Linked DNA regions of Homo sapiens: regions 1, 2, 3 and 4 are each linked to region 5. A link is an interaction called in ENCODE POLR2A ChIA-PET data of the cell type or tissue named here. Cell type or tissue: GM12878. All regions are shown on one strand. Each heading gives the region's core, and the rest is flanking DNA. Links, peaks and the distances in the headings are about the cores only.

Evidence for each region. Peaks named below come from ENCODE experiments on the same cell type or tissue, not always from the same donor. Only the 100,000 strongest peaks of a DNase experiment are listed, where the experiment ranks them.
Region 1: POLR2A ChIA-PET joins it to region 5 with 5 read pairs; 1 of 35 experiments calls an interaction of 5 or more read pairs at or near these places.
Region 2: POLR2A ChIA-PET joins it to region 5 with 5 read pairs; 2 of 35 experiments call an interaction of 5 or more read pairs at or near these places.
Region 3: POLR2A ChIA-PET joins it to region 5 with 5 read pairs; 1 of 35 experiments calls an interaction of 5 or more read pairs at or near these places.
Region 4: POLR2A ChIA-PET joins it to region 5 with 7 read pairs; 3 of 35 experiments call an interaction of 5 or more read pairs at or near these places.

What each region holds. Positions count from the first base shown.
Region 1 is chrX:13,041,973-13,048,061 of GRCh38, reverse strand. FAM9C (family with sequence similarity 9 member C) reads left to right here and starts at 3,442. Exons shown (of 8, transcript NM_174901.6): 1 at 3,442-3,522; 2 at 4,205-4,333; 3 at 4,814-4,934; 4 at 5,113-5,144. The coding sequence starts at 4,273. LOC105373133 (a long non-coding RNA gene) reads right to left here and starts at 3,329. Exons shown (of 4, transcript NR_171577.1): 1 at 3,213-3,329. In GM12878, for the core only: no CTCF peak of the experiment used is centred there; no DNase peak of the experiment used is centred there; H3K27ac peaks cover 566 bases.
Region 2 is chrX:12,987,931-12,994,019 of GRCh38, reverse strand. No RefSeq gene overlaps it. Among named protein-coding and RNA genes, the nearest start is that of TMSB4X, 16 kb to the right of the region's middle. In GM12878, for the core only: no CTCF peak of the experiment used is centred there; no DNase peak of the experiment used is centred there.
Region 3 is chrX:12,841,239-12,847,327 of GRCh38, reverse strand. It overlaps the pseudogene MRPL35P4. Among named protein-coding and RNA genes, the nearest start is that of TLR7, 23 kb to the left of the region's middle. RefSeq lists an enhancer at 3,013-3,332. In GM12878, for the core only: no CTCF peak of the experiment used is centred there; DNase peaks (open chromatin) are centred at 2,867, 3,317 and 4,062; H3K4me3 peaks cover 1,844 bases; H3K27ac peaks cover 3,422 bases.
Region 4 is chrX:13,067,309-13,073,397 of GRCh38, reverse strand. All of the region lies in intron 2 of LOC105373133 (a long non-coding RNA gene), which reads right to left. Among named protein-coding and RNA genes, the nearest start is that of FAM9C, 26 kb to the right of the region's middle. In GM12878, for the core only: no CTCF peak of the experiment used is centred there; no DNase peak of the experiment used is centred there.
Region 5 is chrX:13,260,440-13,266,528 of GRCh38, reverse strand. It overlaps LINC02154 (long intergenic non-protein coding RNA 2154), which reads left to right. Exons shown (of 2, transcript NR_146309.1): 2 at 1-481. Among named protein-coding and RNA genes, the nearest start is that of LINC02154, 40 kb to the left of the region's middle. RefSeq lists an enhancer at 2,455-2,704. In GM12878, for the core only: no CTCF peak of the experiment used is centred there; a DNase peak (open chromatin) is centred at 2,728; H3K27ac peaks cover 2,891 bases.

The sequences.
Region 1 (6,089 bases), core at 704-5,703, 220 kb after region 5:
CCTGGTGGCTTGTAAAGTCCAAACCCTGGAATTCTCAGTGCTGCCTGCACTTTTCTATCATCTGGGGAGATTTCACCGTCCTGAGGCCCAGGCCAAACTCCAACACAGTTAATCAGAAACTTAGTGGGTAGGATGGAGGCAGCAGTGTGTTTTGAAATTTCCTGAGTGATTCCAGGAGACGCCAGGGTGGGGCCCCTCTGCTCTAAGCTGAGATGTAATTCTCAGGACTGGGTGGTAGACTTTGCCATTTGATGAGAGGGTCTGAGCCTATGTCTCTACATGTATGCACAGCATTAATTCACGTATAGCAAACACAGCATTTGCTGACGGCCCACCATGTGCCAGCCATGGCGCTGAGTGCTGGAGAAGCAAAGTTGACAAAGACCTGCCCTTGAAGGAATTATAATCTAATTGGAGAGAGTCTTGAAAAGCCCACTGAGAAGGGCCCTGATAGAGTTTGCACAGAGAAGATCATAGGTGAGGGTATTTGTGCAGAGTACATCAGATAAGCCTTTCTGAAAGACATGAATGTTTTCATTCATTCTTAAACAGCTGGAGCCTAGAATTTGCTGCTTCATTCGAGTATAAACTTTTGCTAAGAGTCTAAGAATTGGAGAAAAGGCTGAAATGTGAATGAACATGAAGCCCTCAAACGTCTGGAGGATTATCAGCAGAGAAACTTCCATCTCCTGTGCTACCAGCCCTGTCTGATAAATGAGCAATTTGATTGGCTATTAGAGCGTAAATCACTAATTCAGGCTACAGAGTATGGATGTATACAGTCTTTAACCCAGTGATCACATCTTAGATTTCTAGATGTTTTCAAAATGAACAATTGTTGTTGCCATTTGATGAGAGGGTCTGAGCCTATGTCTCTACATGTATGCACAGCATACATGTTGTTTTCCAACATTTTATTATTAGAAATTTCAAATACACAGAAAAGTTGAAAGAATTTCATGGAAAACATTCATGTTCCCATCACCTAGATTCTATCATTGACATCTGGCCATACTGTTGTTGCTTATCACATATCTAGCCATCTGTTTGTCCCTCTGTCTGTCTATGAATCCAAGCAGTGCATTTCTTTCAGTTAGTTCTTAATGACAGCAATAGAAGAGTGAGGGCTGCTTTGAAAATTGGTGTTATTTCTACATTTGTTATGAAGCATTATCCTTACTTGTCAGTCAATTCACATAGGGTGGAGTAGGGTGTTGGGGGTAGGAGGGGGTTACACCTCCAGTTATTAGAAACCAATTCTCTAAATTAAAGTACTTATTCTAATAACTCTTGAGAAATCTCCTTTAAATTTGCTTAAACATTTCCTGTGGTCTTTGTAGATAACCTCTAGTGGGAAAAAAAAAAAATTGAAGTGACCATGTTTGCCCTAAAGGCTTTGGTTAGTTCACAAAACCTGTTTCCGCAACCCAGAGTTGCTTCAAATAGACTTCCTCCCTTTACAAAGGCTTAATGATTTGTGTATTGAGTTGTTTCTTTCTGGGAGACATCTCACAAATACTCCAGTTGGGAAAAAGAGATAAATTGCTCCATCCAAAGTTTAAAAGAATTTCTTCAGGGTTTTGTAACTTGGACACTTGGTGTTCTGAAAAGAATGTCTTTGTGCCTATTTAAAATTGCAGAATCCTTTTCAGTTTGTTTCTAGGCTGTTATGCCAAAGAAGTAGCTCTGTAATCCCCATTTGTCTTCACCTGACATCAAATTCCACTTTGTGATGGAGAATTGTTCCTTGATTTGACATTCTTTTAAAGAAAAATGAGCCAGCATTGAATTCTTAGCTGAATACCAGTAGTTGGTGTATGTGTGTATGTGTTTCCAATTATAGACAGAACCTGGTATAGTACTTTCAGCTGAAATCTTTGATGAAGCATATGAAAATTACATTGATCCAGATGGGATAGAAAGCTGTAAGACTGGTTGCACAAAGCCCTCTGCAAGATTTGTCTTCTTTCTTAATGTTACACATCTTAAGCTCGAAAGAGAGAGAAACCTGAAGCAATCATGGCTTAAAATTCCCCAAGATGTCTCATTGGCTAATTTGGGTACCAAGTAGATTGTGGGGAAATGGGGACAGCTGGTGGTATTTAGTGTCAGTAATTAGGGATTCTCTTTAGGTTATAGAGAACTCTTAGATATAAAGGTGAGCTGCCTTGTCAGGGAAAGATGGCTTCCAACCCAGCTGTGGAAATAATCGGGCTGGGCACGATGGCTCAAGCCTGTAACCCCAGCACTTTAGGAGGCTGAGGCGGGCGGATCGCTTGAGCCCAGGAGTTGCAGACCAGCCTGGGCAACATAGTGAGACCTCATCTCTGCAAAAAATAAACAAAATTGGCCAGGAGCGGTGGTTCATGCCTGTAATCCTAGCACTTTGGGAGGCTGAGGCGGGCAGACTGACTGAGCTCAGGAGTTCGAGACCAGCCTGGGCAACACGGTGAAACCCTGTCTCTACTAAAATACAAAAAAAAAAAAAAAAAAATCAGCCAGGCGTGGCGGCGTGCGCCTATAGTCCCAGCTACTTGGGAGGCTGAGGCAGGAGAATTGCTTGAACCAGGGAGGCAGAGGTTGCAGGAAGCCGAGATCGTGCCACTGCACTCCAGCCTGGGGACAGAGTAAGACTCTGTCTCTAAAAATAAATAAATAAATAAAATAAAATTAGCTGGGCATGGTGGGACATGCCTGTAGTCCCAGCTACTTGGGAGGCTGTGGTGGGAGGATCCCTTGAGCGCGGGCAGTTGAGGCTACAGTGAGTAGTGATTACACCATTGCAGCCCAGCCTGGGTGACAGAGCAAGACCCTGTCAAAAAAAAAAAAAAAAAGAAAAAAGAAAAATGAAAGAAAAGAAATGACCACATCATGAGAAATCTAGACATAAAGTCTTTAACTTTGTATATCCACTGCAGAATCATGCAATGCCCAGTGTGAGGGAATGGAGTAGGATAGGAGAAAACTACCTGCCCCTGCTGGGAGTCAACAATTTTCTTAGATAAAACATAAAAGCACAATCCATTGATAAAAAGGATGCAGCTGGGCGTGTTGGAAGCACACAGGACATGGGAGGGAGCCTGGGCTCCACCCGCAGGGTGATGGCCATTCCACCCAAAGGGGCAGGAGTGGCTGGAACGAGCCTGGGGGCAAGGTCCTAGGCCCCGTTCACTTGGCCTCCATTCCTTAGGGCAGGGTCCCCTGGCACTCACCACTCCCGAGTCCTTGCTTCCTTCACCAGGATGAGGAGCTGGAATATCGTGGGGACAGAGGCCTCAGAGAGCCACCCAATGAGTCCACAGCAGCCATGGACAGTCCGTGAGGGGGAGGGTGTGCCTGCAGGGGGCGTGGCCCCATGCCGCCCGCCACCTGCATGCGCACTGGGCCGACCAATCAGCGAGGAGCGCGGGCAGCCGGGGCGGCTGCTGCTCTCGTGAGAACAGAGGACCCAGGCCCTCGGAGGAGCTTCGCGGTGCCAGCCTCTGCAGGTCCTCTGAGGGAGCAACATCAGGGCTCCCTCAGGTGAGACGCCCTCGGTGGGGATGCGGGGAAGGCGGGCCAGAGGCCCTTTGGGGAAGAGGGTGTGAAGGGCGGGGCAGCCAGGCTGATCTGTGAGGAAATGGCCCAGGCATTGTCGCCTGGGGCCTGGGTCAGGGCAGGGAGTTGGAGCTGCCTGAGTGGTCCCCAGGACCCAGGAGGGTCCCGGAGGCCTGTGCATGTGTGCAGCGTTTGGGGGGGGGTCGGGGGGTCAACGTGGGTCCGTCTTGTCTGGCTGCCCATCAGGACGGGATACTTGGGGTCACCAGGGGTCCCCTGGGCGTCCAGGCTGGCGAATGGGCAGTCCCTGCCCCTGTCAGAAACAGGTGCGTACCGGCTCATTCCCATGGAGATGGCTGGGGAGATCCTGTGTCACCCCGCGGCCCTCCCGACTCCACTGGGTCGCTGGGGAACCCAGGGGCAGGGCCAGGCTCTGTCCCAAGGGCACTGCAAGAATCCCGCAGAGGCCGCGGAATTCTGCGAGCTCTGCAGCCAGCCCCGGGGAAGCGCTGGACGGGCCAGGACAGGAGGGGATGATGGCATCTTCTCCGCGTCCCCTCCTGCTCCCACGGGAGACCCGGGGCGCCCTTGAACCTGCGATCCTGATGATTTTCATTTAACACGCCTCGTTTCCTTAGTGTCCTTAGTGTGTCTTTGCACTCACCAGGTTCAGAGGTCGCCTCTAGCTTCCCAGGCCAGTCAGCCACGGAGCCCGTGGGCAGGAAGGGCAGCAGGATGGCTGCCAAGGACCAGTTGGAGGTTCAAGTTATGGCCGCCCAGGAAATGGAGCTTGCAGGTAAACACAGCCCAAGGGGACCTAGAAGAAGGTGCACGCCCAACAGTCTGTCTGCTTTCTGGGCGGGGCGCACATGGGCAGCCCGAGGCCCCCGGCCCCTTCGTGGCTTTGGAGCTCACCGTGCATGTGCTGAGATGCCCCAGGTTTTCAAAGCAGGCTCAAGGGCCTTAGGCTTCCCGTGGGAGGCTCCCCCTCATAGCAGGGTTACAGATGCTCTCAGAGCAGCTCTTCTCCATGGATGCGGTCCTGACATCCAAGGGATCTGACCTGTGAACGTTGTTTACTGGGACTTGAACCCGAAGGGCTTCCAAAAATGCCTCCGTAAAATGGTTAGGAGCCGGCGATTCCATGTATAGCTCTGCGGTAAAGCTTTAATTGGCGGAGAGCCAAAAAAGTCTACAAATAGTACGTTTCTCTATGAAAAATGTCCACAACAGCGTCTTCCTCTAAAAAAGGTTTGTCTTTTTTATTTTAATGCAGGAAAGGATCCAGTAAGTCATGAGCATGAGGAAAGAAAACCTGTTACAGAGACAAAGGAGGGAGATGTAACTGATGAGCATGGGGAAAGAGGATCTTTTGCTGAAACAGATGAACACACGGGGTAAAGTGTTTAAGTCCCTTTTGCCTGTCAGATAAGGTCTTTTAGGAAAAGTCAGCTTTGGATCATGTCATCACTGTTATGTTCTATGCAGAACATTTCACACAAGACATTTCTTCCCAACAAACAAGGCCTTTTGTGTAGCATTATGTTAAAATTGTGTTGCAACTTTTTGTTACAGGGTTGATACCAAGGAGCTAGAAGATATTGCAGGTATGTTTTACGAGCTATTTGTGGTTTATGAAAATTGTTTTCAACCATACAACCCTTACAGTAGGTTATATGAATTAGTGGATGACAAGACTGTCTTAAATGCCTTCTTCTCATATATAGCATTTAATGTAATCTGTTTAATAATTTTTCTTACTTACTTTTTTAATTGTTGATGTGGAATGTGAGAATGCTTCTAATAATGGTGAAGCAAGAGGGGTGGCTTTTCTTTCATACACGTGGAAATTTAATTGTTTGGGGGATATTAGAGGACATTGGAGGAGAAACAGCTCTATTCGTTCCTTTCAGTGTACACACATTAAGTCATATATCAGGTTTTTTTTTAGCTTTTACTTTATGTTTGGGGGTACATGTGCAGGTTCGTTATATAGATAAATTGCGTGTCACAGGGGTTTGGTATACAGATTATTTTGTCACCCAGATTATAAGCATCGTACCTGATGGGTGGTTTTCCATCCTCACCTTCCTCCTACCCTCCAACCTCAAGTAGGCCCAGGTGTGTGTTGTTCACCTCTTCCTGTCCGTATGTACTCAGTTTTTAATATGAGTTTTTCATCTTCCTAATTTAGCTATTGTCACAACTTTCTAATTTTGTTTTCTTTAAAGTACCAGAGAAAATTGAATTCTCTAAAATGATGATTTTCTATTATTATTCCAGTAACAAGCTGTGTAGTAGAAAAGGAAAGACAACTTTTCTACCCAGTGAGAAGCATACAATTGGATCCAAAAACTCATAAACTTTATATTGCCATGTGAAATATTAGTTGCACTGTTATGGGACCATATTTTCAAAAAAGTTTGAGAAAATTTCTGTAGAGATTATGAAGACAATACTCTTATTTTTAAAAAGCTTACTTTAGTTTTCAGCTCTTCTATAGCGATAATTCATATAAGCAGTATATTTGGAAAGCTTTGCTCTGCTTGGTG
Region 2 (6,089 bases), core at 350-5,349, 270 kb after region 5:
AATTCAGTTTAAAGTAAATATAAGCTCTCTGGAGATATCTACCAGAAGAAGTGTTCTTTTTAAAGCTCATTGTTTGTTTTAATCCAGTGGAGAAAAAAAGAGATAAAAACTAAGGAGTAAGATCTATAAAGAGAAAGTACAAATATTAAGACTGTCAAATGGAAAAAGACAGGGAATGAACTCAAGGCCAATTTAGACTTTTCAGATTGTCCTGGCAAAATTCTCCTTAAAGTGAAGGATAAGGCCCATCAGACCACAATTCCCTAGTTTAACTTAGTAAGACTTAATAAGAAATCTATTGGTATATGTCCTTATTGTGGTTTCAAATACAAATTTTTATTTTATTTTTCATCATATTAAAGTGAAATGACTATATATGTGTGTATGTGTTCACATGTATGATGTGTATGTATATATATGTATACACACATACATTTATATTTAGATATACACACATGCATTTGGAAAGGTAAAGTGCAGGGAAGAATATACAAACTATTACTAACCAAATCCACTGCCCAAGGTTAACTAATGCCTTCTATTTTTAAGGAGAAGTGGTGTTAGGAAGTATTATTTTCATTAATACAAAAACTTCAACTCTTTTGAACTGGAAGAGCCAAAGAAGGTTAATAGGCCAACATCTAGCTAGACAAATTTGGAAACTCTAATCTACAGGGGTCATGACATAACCTAGGCCACCCAAATCCTCACATATTCAATCAGGATAAGAAATCAGTCTTCTAATTCATAGCCCAGTTCATAAAGGGCAAAAAATTTCAGGTAACAGTTATAAGCAAGAATCAAAATCTGTCCTCAGCCCTGGAAGAGCTGCAATTTACAAAATACCAGCTTCCTGGCAAAATGAGACCTTGACGCCGAAAAGAATTAGTGTTCCTTAAGTTTTGTAGTTCTCTAATTACAGAGAGGCTTTTTAGACTTACCTCCAGAGGTTTTAATATTGCTACCTTAATTTATAGCTGTTCTTTACTTTTAATAGTCAAATGAAAGTTTTAATTATAATCAAGCAAGTCTTCATACAAAAAGATAGCACTGCTGGCTCTCCTTCAAGAGAACATGTGCTTTCAGTTATTTTCTGGGAGGCTGGGGAGGAGAGGACAGAGAGCATTTACCCACTCCGATTCAAACAGTATACATTTGTACAAGGTCTCTCTGGACAAAGCTAGGACTGAGACTATGAATATGGAATCAAACAGAATTAAGAAGCCCTTGTCAAACCTATAGTCTTGATTTTAGCTGCATTATACACTAAACAACCTGTCATATCCTGCTGCAAATAGAAAACAGGTCTTTACCACGTTAACGTTTGGTCTGCACAAGAACAGTACATGAGGAGTATTGAATTATAAAAAACAAATTTATGTTGAATACTCGATATCCAATAAAAAGATGTTATCTTTTTGTTGTTTGGCTTTATGAAATAAACTTTAAGAACAGAGTTCCCATTTATTCCTCATCCAATTTCTCCATTGTTAAACTCTTATGGCATGGTATACTTGTCACAACTAAGAAATTAACCATAGTACAAAATTGTTGGCTGGGCTCATTGGCTCATGCCTGTAATCCCAACACTTTGGGAGGTCGAAGAAGGTGGATCGTTTCAGGTCAGGAGTTCAAGACCAGCCTGGCCAACATGGTGAAACCCTGTCTCTACTAAAAGTACACAAATTAGCTGGGCATGGTGGTGCATGCCTGTAGTCCCAGCTACTCGGGAGGCTGAGGCAGGAGAATCGCTTGATCCTGGGAGGTGGAGGTTGTGGGTGAGCCAAGATTGTGCCACTGCACTACGGTCTGGGCAACAGAGTAAGACCCTGTCTCAAAAAAAAAAAAAAAAAGTATGAAATTATTAACAAAACTCAAGACTTTATTCCAATTTCATCAGATTTTCTGTTAAATATCTTCCTTAAATACTTCTTTCTTCTCTCTGTTCTGTTCTTGCTGTTCATAGAATAGCACATTGCATTTAGTTGTCATGTCCCCTTGGTCTTCTCTCCTCTGTGAGTTTTTTTTTTTTTTTTTGTCTTTTCATGACCTTGACAATTTTCAGCAGTACCAGTAAGCTATATTGTAGAATGTCCCTCAATTTGGGTTTGCCTGATGTTTTCTCCATTAGACTGATGTCAGAGCTCAGACACAATACCGCAAAATATGGTGCCTTGTCACAACGAATACTTTGAACTGAAGGAGATTGACAGGGCCTCAGAAACAAGATCTCTCTCTGACCTTCTCCTACTCTTCTTTCTCCTGTTCCTCTTTCTCCCCCAAAGGAAGCCATAGAAACTAGAACTCCTGTTCTTCAGATCAAGCCACAGAGCCTGGAAGTATTAAATGTCTTCGCCTTTCTGTGTAGGAGCTGATCATAAAGAAATTCTCTGACCTACCTTGTCTGACTGTAGGTCATAAGACCCTCACTCCAGAGGGGTCCTGCTCCATACTCAGGAGGAAGGAAAGCTACACAGAGAGACCAAGAAGAATTGGAATAGAGAGGCCTTACTGGGTTTCCCACCTTAGTCTGTTACCATTAGATGATACCCTTTTGTCCAATCACATTGCTGCATGGCTGTCCATTCTTCGTTGAACCTAAGCATGAAATGGAAAGTTTTCCCTGGGTCTTTGGCTCTTCATTTCTGAAGGCTCTTGTGTCACGTAAAACTTTGATTAAATAAATGTGTACGTTTTTTCCTGTTAATCTGTCTTTGTCAGTTTTATTTCAGACCTAGCCATGAACCCTAGGAGCACTGAGGAAACTTTTCCTCTTGTACACTGGGGATATGGGTTTTTGGAGTCAGTGAAGTGCCCTTCTCATCACAACATATTGGAGGGTACATGATGTCTGCATGACATCACTCGTGATGTTAGTCTTCATCAGTTAGTTAAAGGGGTGTTTGCCAAATTTCTCTACTGTAATATTACTGTTTTTCCCTTCTGGTTCCATACAAGGATTTTTGTCAGTAAGTTACTAAATCTAGCCCGCCTTCAAGTGTGAATGTTGGGGAGATTAATCTCTCCCTCCTAGAGGAGAGAGCATCTACATAGAATATTTGTCAAATCAAAGAGGGGGCTTTCCAGGATGAGGGAAGACAGGTCTTGTCTACTTGGGTATTTGAATAAAAAAAGGAAAAGGGCATTTGTACATCCATGAGAGTTAGCCACGTTTTTTCCTGACTAAGCAATGCCATTTACTGTAATGCTAATTTTCTTTAAATTTAAAAGTATTGTATTGGCATTTTAGTTGCACCTTTACGTTTCTTATTTTTGAGTCATTTTGGGGGGTTATATTTTATATACTATGTCAATTGTCTTAGCCCATTTTCTGTGGCTTATGACAGAATACTTGAAACTGGATAATTTATAGAGAAAATGATTTTTTTCTATTTATTTGCTATTATTATTCCTTAGATACAGGGTCTCTCTCTGTCACTCAGGCTGGAATGCAGTGGTGCATGATAGCTCACTGCACCCTCAAACTACTGGGCTCAGCCTCCTGAGTAGCTAGGACCACTGGTGCATGCCATCATGCCCAGCTAATTAAAATTTTTTTTTTTTTTTTTTTTTTTTTTAGAAACGGGATCTTGCTGTGTTGCTTAGGCTGGTCTCCAACTCCTAGCCTCCAGTAATCCTCCCACCTTTTCCTCCCAAAGCACTGGGATTACAGGCATGAGCCACCATGCCCGGACAGAATTTATTTCTTACAGTTATGGAGGCTGGTCCCAGGTTGAAGGGCCACATCTGGGGTGAGGGCCTTCTTGTCAGTGGGGACTCTCTGCAGAGTCCTGAGGCGGTACAGGGCATCACATGGCAAGGGGGCTGAGCATGCTAGCTGAGGTCTCTCTTCCTCTTCTTATAAAGCCACCAGTCCCCTCACATCACAACCCATTAATTCATTAATCTGTGAATGAATTAGTCCGTTCTTGAGGGTAGGGCCCTATGATTCAATCAATTCTTAATGGCCCCTCCTCTCAATTCCGCCACATTGGGGATTAAGTTTCAACATGAGTTTTAGAGGGGACAAACATTTAAACCATAGCATCAGTAGAGGTGTAAAGTCGTCAAGAGGAGTTGGGAAGAGATGCCTGCAGCCAGCATTTTATAGTATTTCCACCATACAGATATAGTAGATGTAAGTAACCCTAAGAGCATAGTAATAGTAAAATGTGTAAAATAATTAGGCGGTGATGCATTTTAAGCATTTATTACCTTTACTTTTCATATAATTTATTTTATTGTAAGTTTATATCATTTAATAGTGACTTCGTTTAACAACCGGCTCTCAATTTTCCAAAAACTTTCACAAGCAGCTCTTGCCACTAACACTATTATTAGAAAACATCTGGAATGATTCACATAAAACTGTTCACAGTAGCTATCTCTGGAAAATGAGTTGAAAGAGGAACTTTCCCTTTCTCTTTCAGTCCATTCTATACTGTTTGATTTATTTGAAACAAATAAATATGCATTATTCTTGTAATAACAATGTTAAGTTTAAGAATATTATATTAGGAAGATGATTTATAATACCAACTGTGTAAGAGGAGGGGACATTACAACTATATATTTGTTTTTGCATATATATCGGAGGTTAAACAAGAAACTAATAAAAAGCATTATCCCAAGAGAGTGAGGGCAATCAGTCGAATGGGACTGTATTTTTCATATTCTTTTGATATTTGAACCACATAAATGGATGTGTTCCAAAAAGTTTAACAATTAAAAACACTTTAAAAAGATCATCTGCTGCTCCACCCTAAAAAAACACAAGAGAAATTTCTATTAATTATTATTACATATTGAGGACTCTGCCTCTTTGGAGGACAAGTCTCCCTGAAATCATAAACTTTTTCTTTATTTCCATAACAAACTCATGGTCAGGGTGTCTTGAAAATGACTTTAGGGGTGAGTCATTGTTCAGGTATGCAGCTGTGTTAGCACTGGCCTCGAGACTCAGATAATACAGGGCACAATTGTTATAAGCAAACAGCAGTACGTGGATGAAGATATTTTTTCCAGGTAGAAAATGGAAGAGGGCCAGACACCCTTGAAGCGCTCTACCTTTTCATTCCTCTCACGCTGGTGTTAGGAAGGTGTGTTTGACCAGTAGAATGGGTGATGTTTGTTTAAGGCTTACGGAAACGTAGGCACCTGACCAAAATCAATCTCGCAATTTTTTTTTTTTTTTTAGATGGAGTTTCACTCTTTTTGCCCAGGCTGGAGTGCAATGCTGCAACCTCGGCTCACTGCAACCTCCAACTCCCAGGTTCAAGCGATTCTCCTCCCTCAGCTTCCCGAGTAGTTGGGATTACAGTTGTGCACCACCATGCCCGGCTAATTTTGTATTTTTAGTAGAGACAGGGTTTCTCCATGTTGCTCAGGCTGGTCTCAAACTCCTGACCTCAGGTGATCTGTCTGCCTCAGCCTCCCAAAGTGCTGGGATTACAAGTGTGAGCCACCACGCTTGGCCAAGCTCGCAATTTTGAGACCACCTCTTGATTCTCAGAGGAAGAGCAGAGGCCTTCTTCCTATGGTGCACTTGCAGAAGTGACAGTTCTGAATGCCGCGCCCAATTATTCCAGTTGTGTTTAGTTTTCCTTTATAATGCAAACATCTGTTATCTAGCAGGAACCTGAAAAGGATTTGCCTCTGCCTGATTCCTCGACACCTCAAGCCTTTGTTGTAGCCCCACAGAACTAATGACAGACATTTCTCTGCCAGATTACGAGAACTGAATAATATTTTTGGTCAATCAAAATTAATGTTAAAGATCTAGTATGAACTGAACATGAATGTGGTTTACATACATGTATCTCTATTCTCTTTTAAAATCACAGCCATAACACACGAGGATGTCAGTTGCAAACAAGCCCTAAGCCGACTCTTAAAGACTGAAATGACAGCACAAGCTTGCATCAGCCACATTCTCAAAGTCTTTGAAAATGTTCCTTGCAACATTGCACCTCTATAATGTTGTGTCTAGTCAGGCAGGACAAGCCCATGGGCCAACATATAGAAGCTACTGTTATTTTTATTATTGTTAGCATATAAATTTTGAAATTGCATTTTTGTTGGTTTATACA
Region 3 (6,089 bases), core at 710-5,709, 420 kb after region 5:
AGCAGTCTCAGGCCTGCCATGTTTCTTGGTTTTTTGTTTTTGAGATCGAGTTTCACTGTTGTTGCCCAGGCTGGAGTGCAATGGCGCAATCTCGGCTCATTGCAACCTCCGCCTCCTGGGTTCAAGTGATTCTCCTACCTCAGCCTCCCGAGTAGCTGGGATTACAGGCGCCCCCCACCATGCCTGGTTAATTTTTTGTATTTTTAGTAGAGATGGGGTTTCATCATGTTGTCCAGGCTGGTCTCGAACTCCTGACCTCAGGCGATCCACCCTTGGCCTCTCAAAGTGCTGGAATTATAGGCTTGAGCCATGGCAACTGGCTACCATGTTAACTCTTTTCTGTACAGATAAATGTATCTATACATACATCCATGCATATACATACATATATACATACATACATAAATACATAGGTAGATACATAGTAAAAACTTTTCTGCTCTTCTTGTAGACCATCCACCCAATCCCACACCCATCCCCACAAGAAACCATTCTTATTAGTTCCTTGCTTATCTTTCCAGAGTTTCTTTAGGCATACTAGCAAATAAAAACATATTCTTCTGGCCCTGCCTTTGTCATACTTCGTTAGCATATACTCTCTTACTCTCTTGTTTTTTTCATTTGCAGTTCCTTCTATACCTTTATCTCAGGAGCATCTGCATTTTTTTTTTCTCATAGCTGGAAAACATCCCATTTTCTAGAAGTTTCACAATTTACTTAACCATTTCTCTAACGGACGTTTGGGTGGTTTCTGATCTTTGGTATTGCAAGCACTAGTGCGATAAATAGCCTTGGGCCTCCGAAAGATCTTCTTCTGAAGAGTTAGCTGTGGCTCCAGTGAACTACCCCAGTCTGAGTGATGGCACAGAAGATCCTACGTTATTGGTCTAGTCCCCCATCTGTAAATTAGCTCAAGAGAGATCACTGGATGGAGAGGATACAGTTCTTCTCTTTATCTTTTGAGAACTGGCCTCTCACTGGCTGGGGCAACTCACACTTTGTTTTCTAGGTCTTGTTGTATTTCTCCTTTCTTTTTAGGTGGAAATGAGGAGGACTGGGAACAGCCCTTGGTGGGTAGGTAAGGTTTAGTGTAGGGTTGCCAAATTTAGCAAATCGGGACATGCTTCTACTAAAAAATTATTTATTATCTGAAATTCAAATTTAATTGGGTGTCCTGTATTTTATCTGGCCACCCTAGTTTAGTGCCATATTTTATTCTATTTTACTTATTTATTTTTAGAAACAGGGTCTCACTATGTTTTCCACACTGGCCTTGATCTCCTGGTCTCAAGCAATCCTCCCACCTTAGCCTCCCAATTTTTTTAGATTATAGGAGTGAGCCACCATGCCCAGCAGTACCATATTTTAATCTAGAGATTTAAACATTGAAGGATTCCTGGGGTGAATGCTCTGAAATGAAAAGGAAGGTCAGACTTGATCAGCATCCAGAGTGGTGATTGAACAAAGATATGGTCGTGGACAGAAGACCTAGATTTGAGTCCCGGCTCTGCCATTTGACTCAGACATAGACATCAAAGTGGTTCAATAGAAACTTGGCATTGGCTGGGCGTGGTGGCTCACGCCTGTAATCCCAGCACTTTGGGAGGCCAAGGCGGGCGGATCACCTAAGGTCAGGAGTTCGAGACCAGCCTGTACAACATGGTGAAACCCCGTCTCTACTAAAAATACGAAAATTAGCTGGGTGTGTTGGCAGGCACCTGTAATCACAGCTACTCGGGAGGCTGAGGCAGGAGAATTGCTTGAACCCGGGAGGTGGATGTTGCCATGAGCCGAGATCACACCATTGCACTCCAGCCTGGGGGACAAGAGCGAGACTTCATCTCAAAAAAAAAAAAAAAAAAAAGAAAGAAACTTGGCATCATAGCAGGCTGGCAAGATGGCTGCCTCTGCCTTTGCTGGTGCGATGAGAGCAGCTTCAGGAATCTATGGCTCCTGAATATTTTTGCATCTCCAGCCCACCGAAACTGTGCCAGGAATGCCTCTCTTATTTCTGCATTGTCTACTGGACGTTTTAGTCATATTCAGACACCATTTGTTTCCTCCACTCCCAGGCTGATCACATCTGTCAGAAACCTGACATGTGGGCATACTGCAGTGATCCCCAACAGAGTGGCCCCCTTGCTTCCAAGTGTCCTGAAGCTGCCAGTCAGAACTGTAATATACGTCAGTACACAAAAAGGCAAGAGAACAACTGTGAAAGCTGTTATCTATAGGTTTTTTCGACTTCATTCTGGCCTTTGGGTGAGGAGAAAGGCTGGTTATAAGAAAAAATTCTGGAAAAAGACACCTGCAAGAAAAAAGCAATTGAGGGAATTTGTGTTCTGCAATAAAACCCAGAGTAAACTCTTAGATAAAATGACAGTGTCCTTCTGGAAGAGGTGAAACTTGTATGCTGATAATCCTTATCAGAAATATCTTTATGAAACAAACCTGAAAGTATAGATCAGAAGTTTCACTTGTTTCTCAGTTATTGAATATGTATCTTTGTGTACATGACATCTTTGCAAAAATAGGTAAGTATAAAACCGATGTAAATTGTACCAGTTAATATGTAAACATCCAATGCCAACATTAAACTTATAAAAGTATTTAAACTTAAAAAAAAAAAAACTTGGCATCATACATATTCTCCCAAAGCTGGAAAAACACCTCTTTACTGATAGGAACCTAAATAAACCCCTTAAACAAGTTGCCCGAGTCTAGTTAATGCTGTGTTGCCAGCATGTGGAAGTATAAAGTCTCAGGTTGCTTTATGCAACTTGCTTGGTTTGGATGAACGTGTGAGTGAGAGGTAGGTATGAATCCCACTGCCTTACGGTTCATGCTAGTTTTTTCCACTCTCAGATGCTGTAAGTCAGGGTCTGCTTGATGAAAAGGAGGACTTTGATGACAAGTATCATGGTATTTGTATAACAAGTCTAAAAGTTTTAATCCCTTCAGTTAGATACAACCATGGACATTTTTCAAGTAATAATATTTTTATTAGAAATTTGCAGATACCTTGAGCCTGTTCTTTGTAATGACATGGAAAAAGAACACAGCCTACATATCCCTTTGTATATAGGATATTTTTAGCATTGTAAAGCCCCGGTGTCATAATTAACCTTGTCTTTTGTTTCTCATTCCCCTTTTAAATGAAAGTATGAAGCACTTCACTGCTTAGTTCTTCCGTAAGTTTCATTTTACTGTGAAATGAAAGTGTTCTGAAGATATCCTTGACAGGATATGCAAACGAATGTAACAAAAACCTTCCTTTGTGTTGAAGGCTGGTCCTAAGTACATACTAGATTTCACCAGACGAGTCCAAAAGGTCAGATGCTTTGAAAAAAGGCCCCCAGTGCAAATAATCGAGTAGTTGACCTGGTGAAAAAAAGGAAAGACTATTTATGCATGCATTGGTCTTTGAGCTGTTCCGCCTGCTGTCTTGTAAACTCAGAAGCAGTTTTCCTGAGGTGGGTATTACTGACCATCTAGCTCACCATCTGAGACTCATAAGTAGATTTGTGAGTGGTGAGGTGTAGTGAAGACCACTTGTTTGGGATTCAACATACATGGCCAGCCAATGAAAATGTTAACTCACATCTGCATATGCCTTCATCTTGTTATGGAACTGGAGGCACCATCATTCATAATGCTTAAAAATAAAACACCTGCAAGGCAGCTATTGTTAAAACCTAACTCGCCCACAAGAAAGCTGATGCTCAACGAAGTCAAATCTCTAGTAATAAAACTGGGTTACTATTCATATCTTGACTCTACTACCCAAGTTCTTTCTGTAAGTCATCTAAACAGCCAGGACCTCAGCAATCTGACTAGATAAAAACAAAAAATTCTTCTTGAGTTTATGATCCTAAGGGTTTCTTTTTCATATCTAAGGGTTTCTTTTTCATATCTAAAGCAGGTATTCATATTAGATGCTGTCACATTTTGCTTATCTCTTGCTGTGTAACAAACCAACCCAAAACATATCTGCTTAAAACAGTAACCACTTTATTTGTTCATGATTCTTTGGTTGGCTGGGGCTCTGCTGGGCTGTTCTTTGGTTGGTTTCAGTTGGGGTCTCCTGTGAGGTTGTAATCAGATGGCTTTGTTCACATGTCTAGTTCCCCAGTGGGGAAGGTTGAGAGGGAGTGATCTTTTCCTCTTTTCTTCCCCATGTGGCTAGCTTGGGTTTCTTTTCATGGTGGTTTGATCCTGAGAGTGAGCATTTCAAGAGACATAAGCTCCAGTGTGCCAGCACTTATCAAGCATTTGCTTACATCATTCTTGCTAATGTCCTATTTATTGGCCGAGCCCGAGGTTAATATGGAAGGATACACCACAGAAGTGTGAATACCAGGAGTTATGGTTCATCGGGAACCACCAAAGTAGCAATCCACCACTTGTAGTATATACAACAGAAATGTAAAAAAATTCATATTTAAGCCAAGATCTGTTGTTCCATATTTTTTTGAAGAATATTGGATTCAAAACATATTACTTTAGAATACTATGCAGCCTCCAAAAGTCACACATTAGAATACTACATGACATGGAAAAAGATACTATGCTAAGAGTAAACCAAAAAAAGTTTCAAAACAAGTATTTGTTTGTATGTATACTCCACTTTTAGCCATTGTTATTGCTGATGATTTTCATTACTTGTCTTTGCATTTATCAAAATTTTATCAGTGCATATATACTATTTTTAATCAGTAATAAAGTATTTTTGCAATTGAAGAAAAAATCTAAAAATAGTATTGCAATAATCGGTGATAGGTTAACAAGGTTTGAGTATGCTTATATAATATTATTTATATTGCTATATTGCTTTATAGATCCTGGAAAGTAAAATATTTGTAGTCAATAAAATAAAGTTCTTACAGAAATGCAAATAAAACAATACCCCAGTACTGTTAAATTATCAGATTGGAAAACAGGAAAAAGATGATCAATTCACAGTGTTTGTCAGGATTTAGGGACTTTGGGTGAGAGTGCAAATTGGTACAACATTTCTGGCAAGCAATTGAAATAGATCAGGATTTTAAATGGGCATTTCTTTGTAGGAATTCTTACTAAAGAGGAAAATGTTTTAAATTCTCCAAACTGTAGCTACTGACCTGTACTGATTTGTGGAATTAATGGTGGTGATTTGTCCCTTTATATACTTTCTGCCATTCTTCATACCTTCTACATGTAGTTTCCCAAAGCTGATACACATTAATGTTGAGAGGAGGTGGCAGAACTTGAAAGCTTCATGGCCCATGACCTTAAACTGGAGCTTCTCAATTTCGGCTGCACACCGGAATGGGATCATTACAAAGTTCCTGATTACTATGTTGACACCAAAGCTTCTGATTTAACTACTCTTGGGTGTAGTCTGGGTATTTGGAATTTTCAAGGCTGCTCATGTGATTCCAATTGATAACCAAGTTTGAGACCAACAGGCATAGTCAAAACTCTCTTGACTGAACTGACCTGAAATTCCACTGGTTAACCTGCATTCTCCTTACCTTCTGTTAAAAAAAAAAAAAAAAAAAAAAAGTTGGCCGATTTCTTATTAACATCTCAATTTGATAGGCTGTCAGTACATATGACTTATTGCTCTCAACAGTTGAGTTGTTTTCCTAGAGCCAGTTGTATCTGTTTCTAAACCTTTTATTCTCTATTTGTTTTTTTGTTTTGTTTTTTTTGAGACAAAGTCTCACTCTGTCACCCAGGCTGGATTGCAGTGGTGTGATCATGGCTCACTGCAGCCTTGATATTCCAGGCTCAAGCAATCCTCTCATCTCAGCCTCCTGAGTAGCTGGGACCACAGGCATGCACCACCATGCCCAGCTAATTTTTAAATTTTTTGTAGAGACAGGGTCTCGCCATGTTGCCTAGGCAGGTCTTGAACTCTAAGACTCAAGCGATCCTCCTGCCTCTGACTCCCAAAGTGCTGGAATTACAGGCGTGAGCCACTGCACTTGGCTCTAAAACATTACTTTTTAAAGCCAATACTCATATTACTGAAATCATTGGAAATTACTTAGATATTGAGTGTTTGTTGAATCCCTTATTACAAATGACTTAAATACTTTTAATTT
Region 4 (6,089 bases), core at 428-5,427, 190 kb after region 5:
GCTGGGCTGCAGTCTCATATGGAGATCGAGGACCTTTTCCAATCTCACATGGTTGTTGGTAGAATTCAGTTCCTTGAAGCTGCAAGACTAGGGTCCTTGTTTTCCTACTAGCTGTCATCCGGAGGTCACTCAGTCCTTGAGACTGCCCACAGTTCCTTGCCAGGGGCTGTCCCACAGCTTGGAAGCTTCTTCAAGACCAGCAAGGCAGGGTCTCTCACGCCAGTCCACTAAGACAGAGTCTTACATGGTGTAATCAAGGGAGTGACATCCCATCACCTTTGCCATATTCTATTGGCTGGATGCAAGACAGTTTCCTCTGACACTCAAGGGGAGAGGCTTATACAAGGATGGGACTCATTGGGGGTCACCTGAGGGTGTGTCCACCACTCATCTACAAATAATCTTATTGTAATGGAGTGACTCTCCCAATAGTAAGCCATCAATCACCATATAAAACAAACTTGGCACAGGTTAAAAGAATCATAGAGAAGTTGGATAATTTGATGCTCATATAACGTCTGACTTAAATAAGCCAATCTGTGAATTAGTCCTGCAAAATTGCCATGGCATAAGTTTCAAATAATACACAAAAAGGAAATGTTGCTTTTGAGTTCCACCTTTTGTGTTGCTGATGCCTCTGAAAAAATGGTGTGTATGGCACATTTTTCTGCAATTATTTTCTGATAAATGTGAAATCCAACATAATTGCCCTTGAAATGAGATATTTAATGATGTGAAAGCTAATGACCATGTTAATGGTGATTCTCAATAAAGATCTGTTTATCCTCATAAACTCCTTGAAATCTAATGCAGTGGCTGTGGAAATCGCTTAATAAACCTCTTTTAGACATGGCTAATTTTTATATACTATGGATTGATTTACGGGACTTTTTTAAGAAGCCCAGTTCTCCACTTGGGTCTGAGTGTAAAATTCCCAAAGGGCTTAGCCTGGTGTCCGTTTGAACAGGATTGGCGTGCATGTGGAATTATTTTCCTTCTTCACTAGAGGCCCCCAGTTTGACAGCACAACAGTGGAAGCACAGGTTTGCATGTGTATGAAGGGTACCAAACAGCTTCAAGAACTTTTAGAAAGTGCATGGTATATAAATAATAAATGAATGAATGAATGAACAAGTGAGTGACTGAGTGAATGGGAGGCCGAGGCGGGTGGATCACGAGGTCAGGAGATCGAGACCATCCTGACTAACATGGTGAAATCCCATCTCTACTAAAAATACAAAAAATTAGCCAGGCGTGGTGGCGGGCGCCTGTAGTCCCAGCTATTCGGGAGGCGGAGGCAGGAGAATGGCATGAACCCGGGAGGCGGAGCTTGCAGTGAGCAGAGATCGCGACACTGCACTCCAGCCTGGGCAACAGAGTGAGACTCCGTCTCAAAAAAAAAAAAAAAAAGTTAGTTACTTCAAAGGAGAGAGAGTCATGAATAATGGAAGACAGCTAGAAACATCTCAGCCGATAGTTTTACAACAGAAGCGATTTGGTCGATAATGGCACCTTCTAAATTATAGACTTTTAATTAGGGAAAAGGATATGAGGACAGGGGCAGAAGGGGCTTCTATGGAAGCTGGTAGAGATTATTTTAGGGAAAATTAACGTGAGATCACATCGTTTTGATTGTATGACCCATAACTATGCCTTTAGCAGGGAAAAGGTTAGTATATTTACAGAATAGGTATGTGCTAACAATGTTTGGTTTAAACACATTACCCCAAAATACTGCCCTCTCAACTGCTGGAAATGCATCTTTCTACTGGAACACTTGGCCAGAAGTTGTCCCATTGGAGAGCCTTTCAACCTTACCTTTAACAGGCTAATACAAAGGCTTATCTTACATACTCTTGTGAGAAATTTTTTAAAGCCCATATTTCATATAACAGCTATGTGAGATTCCTACACTGAGGGGTTGTTAGTTTTGGGGGAGGTGAAAAAGAAAAAGAATACAATACTCTGGAGCTCAGGGAGATGTTTCAGGAAGTGCATGTTGGGTAGGTTTTCTTGGCGGGCCACTTAGGTAGCACTAGGTGGTAGAGAGGACACAAAGAGTCAAGAAGGAGACCAAAAAAAAAAAAAAATGGAAGCATCCAGGGCAGACACATCCTGATTCTTCTATCTGCTTTCCCTGGTTTTTGGGAATCCTGAGAAGAAATAAGCTAGCACTTTAAGGCTACTCGTCCCTATTGGTTGGGGGCCCAGAGAGACTCACAAAAGGTTGAATTCAGCTCCGTAGAGTAGCACTGTCAATTGGAAACATAATGCAAGCCACAAGAGTGAGCCATATATGTAATTTTAAAAATTTCAGTAACCACATTTTTTAAAGTATAAAGAAATGGGTGAAATTAATATCTTTAATTTAACCCAGTACATCCAAAATACTATTATTTCAACATGTAGTCAATGTAGAAATTATTAGATATTTTCTTTTCTTTTTTTTTTTTGGTACTAAGTCATCAAAATTAAGTGTGTATTTTACACTTACAGAACACTTGAATTTGGATTTAATCCACTAACGGTTGCTCAGTAGCCACATGTGGCTAGTGGCTCCTGTATGGAAAAGGGCAGCTATAGAGAATGGTAATCCAACAGATCCTTAGCCATGTGCAGAACGTTCAAGGCCACATATTGGCAAGGTTGCTGTACATTCAAAACACTGGAGAGCAAATCTGGAAATCTGGAATTTTCCTCATGATGGTTCATGAAAAAATACAACCATCAAGTAATTTATTCAAGAAGAAAATTGCCTACATGGAAATGAAATATTATCAAACTGTAAAGGTACATTTGTGTATACTTATATACAATAGTTTCTGGGCTCTTAGCCCAGAAATACAGCATTAATTATACTGTATATACACACACAATATTCAGATGTCCTTAATTTCAAAAGCTGTGATTAAATTTGAAAAACTGAAGAAATAATTTTCATCATAGACTCAGTGGAATGAGGCGGCAATTATTAATGTCCCATTTTGCAAGTGGAGAATTTGGCACTGTTCTCTCAGGAGCACACACGGTTTTTGCCCTCCATTCCTTTTTGAATCAGAATTCAGCTTCCAAAGTGGACTATAATGGTGGGAAGCTATAGAAAAAATGCACATCTATCACTAGAATTACTTGGCACAAACAGCCTGTTAACTGCTCATTTTCAAGTTGTAGAGCTGAGTCACCATCAGGAAACTGAAGTCCACAGAGGCAACTTCATGCTGCAAAAAAGAAGGTTTTCCTGCCTCTCCAACATGACGTTCCTTCCTGCTCTTCTTTTGAAACCATTGGCCTTATTCAAGTGGTTGCAGGGAACAAAAGTCTCTCAAAGTGGTTTGAAAGCAAATGAAGAATTTATTGGAAAAAAATATTCAAGTATTTCATGGAATACAGGAGGCCTTATCTAGTGGCCTCACCACATCACAGCTTGGGCTTCCTCACAGCATGGTGTCTCTGCATAGTCAGACTTCTTACATCTCAGTTATCACTTCTTACATGGCAGCTGGGAAAAAGGCTATTCAAGTATTTCATACAACACAAGGGCTAGAACTAGAAAATCAGTAGACCTCAAGGACACACTATGGGCCGTATTATCTCTATTTTTCATTTTCTCTCTTCTTTCTAAGCCTAGTTCTTTTTCTTTTCTTTTTTTATTTTATATTTTTTGAGACAGGGTCCTACTCAGTCACCCAGGCTGGACTACAGTGGCACAATCTTGGCTGACTGCAACCTCCGCCTCTTGGGTTCCAGCAATCCTCCCACCTCAGCCTCCTCAGTAGCTGGGATTACAGGTGCACACCACCATGCCAGGCTATTTTTTTTTATTTTTTGTAGAGATGGGGTTTTGCCATGTTGCCCAGGCTGGTCTTGAACTCCTGAGCTCAAGTGATCCGCCCACCTTGGCCTTCCAAAGTGGTAGGATTACAGGCGTGAGCCACCACGCCCAACCTCTATGCCCACTTCTTTCTTCTTTCTGTCTGTGACTGATTTTCTAGTTCTGCTTGCACAATATCCAAATGTGGCCACCTCAACCACAAAGGTTGATCAGAATCACTTTGTCCCATTTCTACCTTCCCAGCAGACAGAATTTGATTGGCCCAGATGATAATACATCCCTACAATTGAACAGTGTGTGGTCACTAAAAATATTCCTTCCACTTTTGATAAAATGAGAAGAGACATGTCCTGAAATGTATTGTGAAAAGTGCTAAAAACCAATTATATTTATTGTATAAGTGTGACTGCTAAAAATGCTGTGAAAAAAGATACTAAGAAAATATTCTAAAATAGAACAAGGCATCTCAGTTATTACTTGCTGCTGAATAACAGACTTGGCAAAACTTGGTGTCATCAGTCAATAACTATCATTTCTCATGATTCTTTGGGTAGACTAGTCTGAGCTGGGTGGTTTTCTGTTCCAGGTGGCATTGGCTGAGGTCACTAATTCTACTGCACTGAACTGGGGGCTGGGCTAGGCTGGAAGGACTGAGAAGGCTTTCTTCACATGTCAGACACTTAGTTCTCTTCTGGTGGCCTCTCCACATCACAGCTTGGGCTTCCTCACAGCATGGTGTCTCTGCATAGTCAGACTTCTTATGTGGCAGTAGGTTTTCAGAGGGAATGTGAAAGTTGCCAGACGTCTTAAAGTCCAGGCCTAGAATTGGCACAGCATCATTTATACAGACTTCTAGTAGTGGCCAACCCAATTCAAGATGTCAGGCCACATTCCAGGGGAGGTAGAATGGTTTCTTGCTGGGTCGAACAGCATGTGCATACGAAGGAAAAAAAATTGATGGCAGCCATCTGGGGAGACTACCACACGGGGATGGGAATCTTAGTGTTTGGAATTAGAAGAGAGGGGAGATTTTTCCTGCTAGTTTTTGTTGTTGTTGTTGTTTGTTTGTTTGTTTGTTTTTTGAGACAGGGTCTTCCTCTGTCACCCAGGCTGGAATGCAGTGGTGCAATCTCAGTTCACTGCAGCCTCCGCCTCCCAAGCTCAAGTAATCCTCCCACCTCAGGCTCTCAAGTAGCTAGGACCACAGGCACGCACCACCACACCCAGCTAATTTTTGTATTTTTTGTAGAGACGAGGTTTCACCATGTTGGCCGGGCTGGTCTCAAACTCCTGAGCTCAAGCAATCTGCCTGCCTCCGCCTCTCAAAGTGCTGGGATTACAGGTGTGAGCCACCATGCCTGGCCTGCTACTTTTTGTTTGTTTTTCTGTACTTTCAGATTCTTCAATGAGTACCATTTTAATAATCATACTTTTTAAGTGGTGTTGTTTGTAATCATAATTTATTAAATGCTGCCAAGTTGAATGTCTGGAATAAATTAATTAAGGGGAAGATGTCAGTATGCATTCTAAAATGCGACATTTGCTGGGAAATAATGTCTACAAGAAATTCTTGGCTTTGCCTCTCTTGAGAGTAATAAAAACTAGCCAGAATGGTAGCTGAAGAATAAGAGGAAAACATATATTTCTTGCTGTCAACTAAAAACAAATCTCTGCCTCCTTAAGTACTCTACTTCCTAGTCATGTAGCTTGGTGTGTGATTGCTTTCTGTCATATTTGTATGAGGGCTAGAGCCTTCATCCTTGAGAATAAACAGACTTACTAGCCCAGTGGCTGTGAGCATTTTTCTGCTTAAGACCTTGCTCCTGGCCAGGCGTGGTGGCTCACAACGGTAATCTCAGCACTTTGGGAGGCCGAGGCAGGAGGATCACTTGAGGTCAGGGAGTTCGTGACCAGCCTGGCCAACATGGTGAAACCTCATCTTTACTAAAAATACAAAAATTAGCCAGGTGTGGTGGTGAGCACCTGTAATCTCAGCTACTCAGGAGGCTGAGGCAGGAGAAGTGCTTGAACCTGGGAGGCAGAGGTTACAGTGAGCTGAGATTGCACCACTGCGCTCCAGCCTTGGCGACAGAGCAAGAATCTGTCTCAAAAAAAAAAAAAAAAAAAAAAAGACCTTGCTCGTACAGAATTCAATCCAGCTAACAGTCATTCTGGGACCAGGGGTCTCCTAAAATGTGAGGTCTGTTGACTGCTGCTCAGGAAAAGCACTTCCATCTCAGCTGAAAGGGCCTGAATA
Region 5 (6,089 bases), core at 402-5,401:
GCACCGGTTTGTAGTAAAACTTTGAAGATAGAACTCCATGCAAATTCTGACTCCATAGTGCTGGTTCTTGATGTAAATCTCCCAATGTAACTGTCAAGGTTTAAAAATATCTTACGTAGGTGTTCAGAATCATAAGGTCATAGAATTATAAAATGTTAACCGGCAGAAGTATTTTCATCTTTGTCATACGAAAAAGAGTAATTTGCTCATAATAAGCCTTCAATATTTATGTATTGGATTGCAATTAACAGGAATCAAAGGAATCTTATAAGGATCATTTATCTAGAATAATCTCTATTTTCTAGAATTACTTAATGATCATTGTCTTTATTCAGCCTAAGTAACATTGAAATTTTTCTTCATTCAAATAAATTCATACTCATGAAGCCTTTCCCCACTTTTCATTTCATATTCTGTTTCTACTAGTATTGTTAACCATTGCAAAGAAATACTGTTGCCCTCCATTAAAACCTGAACTGCCTGCTGTCTATGGTTTATTTATCTAACAAAGATTTATTGTGGCGCCAGACATTGTAATAGGCCATAAAGACACAAAAAAGAAAAATAGATAGTTTCTGACCTCAGGAAAAACTTAGTCACATGAGGGAGACAGTATATAATACAACGTGGTTAGTACCTGATGAAACAGTGCACATGGTGCCATGGGAACACAAAAGCCAGCCACAGGGAAGTCAAGGAAGGCTTCCTGGAGGACAGTGAACCGAATCTTAAACTGAATAATATGTAGTGAGGAAAAGCGAGGGTAAATGGAATTTTATGAAATTTGTCAGAAGAGGTTAACCATTGTAACAAACAGCCCTGGAATTTCAGGGGCAAACACAACCAAGATTTATTTCTTGCCTATGTCACAGTCTAATGAGGTTGTCAGGGGATGTCACAAAGTGTGGTACTGTGTTCTATGAAGTCTTTCAGAGACCTGGTTCCTTCCATTAGCAACTCCCCCATCTTCTAAGACTGCACTGGATTCTTGGTTTCCTCTTCCCCAGATAGTTTGGCACCAGGAGTGTCCTCAGTAAGATAGATCTGCTTCCTGCTCTCATGGAACTACTCTAATGAAGAAACACACAAATCAATACATAAGAAAAATAGGCCTTACTTAGATGGGATGGTCAGGGAAAGCCTCTTTGGAAAGATGACATTTGAGCTGATATGTAAATGACAAGAAGGAGCTATCCACAAGAATGTGGAGGAGGAGGGACATTCCAGGCACAGAGTTAAGTTAGAGTCAAGGTCCTTAGTTAAGAATAAGCTAGGTAAGCGTCAGGATAGAAAAATGTCCAGTGTAGCTGAGGATAGTGGGCCAATGGGTGAATGGACAGATGAGGTCTCAGAGGTCAGCAGAAGTTAGCTCATGAAGGACATTATAAACTAGATTAAGAAGGATGGATTTTTAATCTAAGTGCAATGAAAAGTTATTAGAGAGATTTGAGCCCAGAACTAATGTGATTTATATTTTTACAAAACAATTCATGTGGAAGCAGAGAAAACTAGTTAGGAGGCTTTTGTACAAGCCCCAGTTGACAAAGGGTGGTGATACCAGTGGAGATGGGGAAAAATTGAAAGGTTTGAGAGGTGCTTTGAAAATAGAATTCACGGGACTTGCTGTTCCAGAAGTATTGGGTGTGGAAGGTGAGGGAAGCTATAAGACAGTAATCAAGAACAATTACTTGAGCACTAAGTGGGTGGTAAAACCATTTACTGAGATATGTGTATTTCTAGGGGAGCTATATGAGATACATGAGACTGGAAAAAACCTGATTGGCAAAAGAGAGAATACTCTTGGGTCATGTTGAGTTCGAGATGCTTATTAAGCTTCCACATAGTGATATCTAGTTGGCTGTTGGATACAGGAATCTAGAATCCTGGGCGTGAATATTTTAAAGATATTGGACATGATGAGTTTGCCCAGTTAGAGTGTGGACAAAAGATACGAGACCCAGGATAGACCCCTGAGGCGCTCAACATTTAGAGGTGCAGGCAGAGGCAAAAGACCCACCAAAGGAGCATGAAAAGGAATTGTGAGGTAGGAGGAAGCCACCAGGGTGCTGGTGAGGAGACAAGGGAAATGGGTAAAGTTCTAGGCAACAGAGAAAGGGGATATTTCAATTTTATTTCTTTAACTTCTGCATCCTCCAAACCCAGTAAGCCATTTTAAATATGATTTCCAATGAGAATACATCTGGTCAAATTAATATACTCACGAACAGCGTCCCCACAATGAACTTTTGGCCCAAGATTCATTTGTCAAGGAGATGCGGAATCAGTGGAATGGCCAATAGAACGTGGACTCTGAAGCAACCTTCCCAAAAATACAGTCATTTTTGAGATGGAGACATCGAAGCCAAGGAAATTCATTTCCAGCTTCACGTCTGAAGGTTTGAGTTCACATTTCAGCACTAACAATTGTGTATCTCTAGGGGAACTATATGAGGTTTCTGAGCCTCAGTTTCATTTTCTATATAATGGGTGTAATAACCACTGTGTATTTGTGATTACTCTCATCCCTCTGAGTAGATACAATCTTTCTGTACAATAATAAGACTTCACGCTTTCCTATCTTAGAAACCCCTTTAAAACTCCTCCCCAGACCTTCCCCTAGGTACTACTTGCTGCATTAGGTGCTGCTCTGTGTCTAAGAACTGCTGACTTTGTTTGTCTGCAGTTACTCATTATAATGTCATTACCTACCAAGGAAGGAGTATTGTTGCCTGGGCTGCTAGCCTCTGCTTCATTTGGTCATGCTTGAACTCTCTTCTTAGCTCACATCTCCTTTCTAGTCACAAGGATGTAAAATTGTCTTCAGTTTCCTCCCACCCATTCTTATTTTATAAATTGTTCGAGAAGGCGTTGGTGACCTTTACATGTGCCTCCAAATGCACTGGCTTCACACATGGTTTCTTGCACTAGCCTTGCATCTTCATGTCCTTCAAGTCAATCAATTCCTTCCACCATCCATACTGTCCAATCAACCTCAACACCACCTAACTCACATGGTGCTTGAAGGAATCAAATACTTTAGCACACATGTTGTGAACTTCATCTACAAAGGCAAAAGAGTTTTCTTGGTACTCTTGTAGCTAGATCTTTAAGCCTTTAAAAATAGACAAATGGGGACTAAAATCAAAAAGGGCTTATGTAAGTAGATTAAAGCATTTGTTCTGATTGATGCAGACATTTAAAAATGCATTATTCTAAAGAACACAATTCTAGCTCTGTGGAAGTGCTATTGAATTTCAGTCCTCTATGCCTTATGATTTTTGTAACATTCTGTTTTAGAGTCCAACAATAGACTCTGAATTTTCCCAGAGACATGAAAAGTGGTCTGTAAACAAAATGACCATTCTTCTAGAAATCAAATCATCACCAATTAATAGAACAAGGACATCATTTTTCACCCATCATTGCATTAGCTCATTAGCTCAGGCTGCCATAAAAAGCTACCATAGACTAGGTAGCTTAAATGACAGAAATTCATTTTTTTGCAGTTCCTGAGGCTGGAAAATCCAGGTTCAAGGTGACAGCCAATTCTGTTTCTGGTGAGGGCCCTCTTGCTGGCTTGGAAATAGCCAACTTCTCACTATGTCCTCATGTGGCCTTTCCTCAGTGCATGTGCATGTCGTATGTATGTGAAGGAGATCTCTCTCTCTCTTCCTCTTCCTATAAGGCCACCAATTCTATTGGATTAGGACCCCACCCTTATGACCTCATTTAACCTTAATTACCTCCTAAAAGCCTTACCTTCAAATCTAATCACATTGGTGGCTAGGGCTTAAACATATGAATTTTGGGGAAAGAGCCATAATTTAGTCCATAGCACTGGTAAACACTGCTCAGAGTTCATTGCAAAGGGCACTTTTGTACACTGCTCGTGGGGGTAAATCTGGTGTAGTCATTATGGAGGGAAATGAGGTGACGAGTACCAGTGGTCTTAAAATGGTCTCTGATGCGATAATTCCTCATTTACACCCTTAAGAAAATAATCAGAGCTGTATATACAGATTTTTGAATACATCTTTTTCTAAACCTACTATTTATAAATGCAAAGGCCTAAAAATAACCCTTTTATGTTCAACAATGGGATAATAAACACATAAATTCAGAGGCAATAATATGGTGCCAATGTGGTAGAGTGAGGAGAAATAATCTTTTTTGAAAAATCTTTAATGCCATGAGAACATATTTAGGATAATATTTAGAGGGGAAATAGGCTACTTAAAGGAATCATTTAGAATAAATTAATATTTTTAATGCATATATAAATTTGATATGCATTTACATAATATCAGAAGAATAGACATATAAATAGTAACTGGTTAGGACTGCTTGGTGGGATTTAGGGTGGTTTTTTTTTCTTCAAAGTCTTTTGTGTTTCCAAACTATTGACAGTTCGCATTTATTATCAGTATACTAAGGAAAAAAAGCCATTTTAAAAATAGCTCTAGGAAACTATTCAAATCTAAAGCTTAAGCATTTATATTTCATGCTGCTTATGAGAAGACCAGGGACATGTAGCAGTTGCTTGTTTTTTTCTTTGTAATTCTAGTCATTCTATGTGACTCCCCTGTAGCAGGCAGAATAATGGTCCCCTAAAGATTTCTACACTCTAGCCCCTAGAACTTGTGAATGTGTTACATGGCAAAGGGGAGTTTGCAGATGGGATTAAAGGTATAGGTCTTGAGATGGGAAGATTATCCTGGGTTGGCTTAGTGGACTCTATCTAATCATATAGGTCCTTAAAATCGGATAAACTTTTTGGGCTGTGGTCAGAGGGAGATCTGACGGCAGCACCAGAAGGACTTGGCCCGCCACTGAAATTGCCTTTTTCACCTTTTGCAGGGAATTCTGGTAGCCTGCAGAAGGTGAAAAAGGCAAGGCAAGAAAATCTCCCCTAAATCTTCCAGAAGGCATGCTGTGCAGCTGGCACCTTGATTTTAACGCAGTGAGATTTGCGTTGGACTTTTAACCTATAAAACCATGAGATAATAAATGTGTATTGTTTTAAGCTACTAAGTTAGTTGTAATTTGCCACGGCAGTAATAGAAAGTTGATGTAGTCTTGAAAAGTAATTTCACTCAATCTTGTTTAATTTGGTGTTCACACCACCCCCTCCATTATAACCACCTGTTTTCTTTTTTTTTTTTAATCTTAATTATTCAACAAGTATTAACTGAGGACCAGCTATGAACTGGACACTGTTAGGTGCTGAGGAAAAGAGAAAGGAAGTGTAAGATACAGCTCTGAGTTTGGTAGTACAGACAAATGACCTTTTAGAGAGAACCAAGAGCGTGTTAGGGAAGAAACACTGTGTTGCTATAATATTAATCTGATCTTTTTAATGATTTTCTGTAGCTTAATGTTCATTCTTTTGAGATATTTCTGTTTAACTGATATCAGAGATGAAGTCTACATATAAGAACAATAAATTTCCTTTGCATTTTCTTTCTTACTCTTTGTGACTATCAACCCAGCAGATACAACCTTTAAATAAATTTATCGTCTATCTCAGTATAGAGACCTCTAAGTCACCAAATATGCTCATCCTGCTAATAAAATTAAAGGCAGTTGTTCTTATCCCAGAGAACATCAAGAACAATCCCAGAATTCTATCAACTGCATGCAGGTGTGGGCTGTTAGAATTCTGTGGTGTTAAATGTGATGAATCATGCCATTTTATTCGTTAGCCAGTTGATTATTTCTTTGAAATGTGATTGCCTACATTGTGCTGGCCTTTGGTCATACAAAGAGAAATAAAGCCACTCCTTCACCTTCAGGAGCACCGAATTAAGCATGGGAGACAGAGACACAACCATGACAAAATGTGACATGTATGCAATTAACAGGTATGCAAGTCCCGTGGGGTGACAGTGAATGGAGCAATTATTTGGTATCCGGAGAACTAAGGTGGGAAGGGAGGTTGGAGGGACATTTGAATTGACTCTGAAGATCAAGCATGAATTTGCCAAGTGGAATTAGAGAAAGGGTATCCATGATAGATAAAATAACATGGACAAAGGCTGGGAGGTAGGGAAGTGCGTTGATCTTTCCTGTAAAGGAATGGGCTGCTCAAA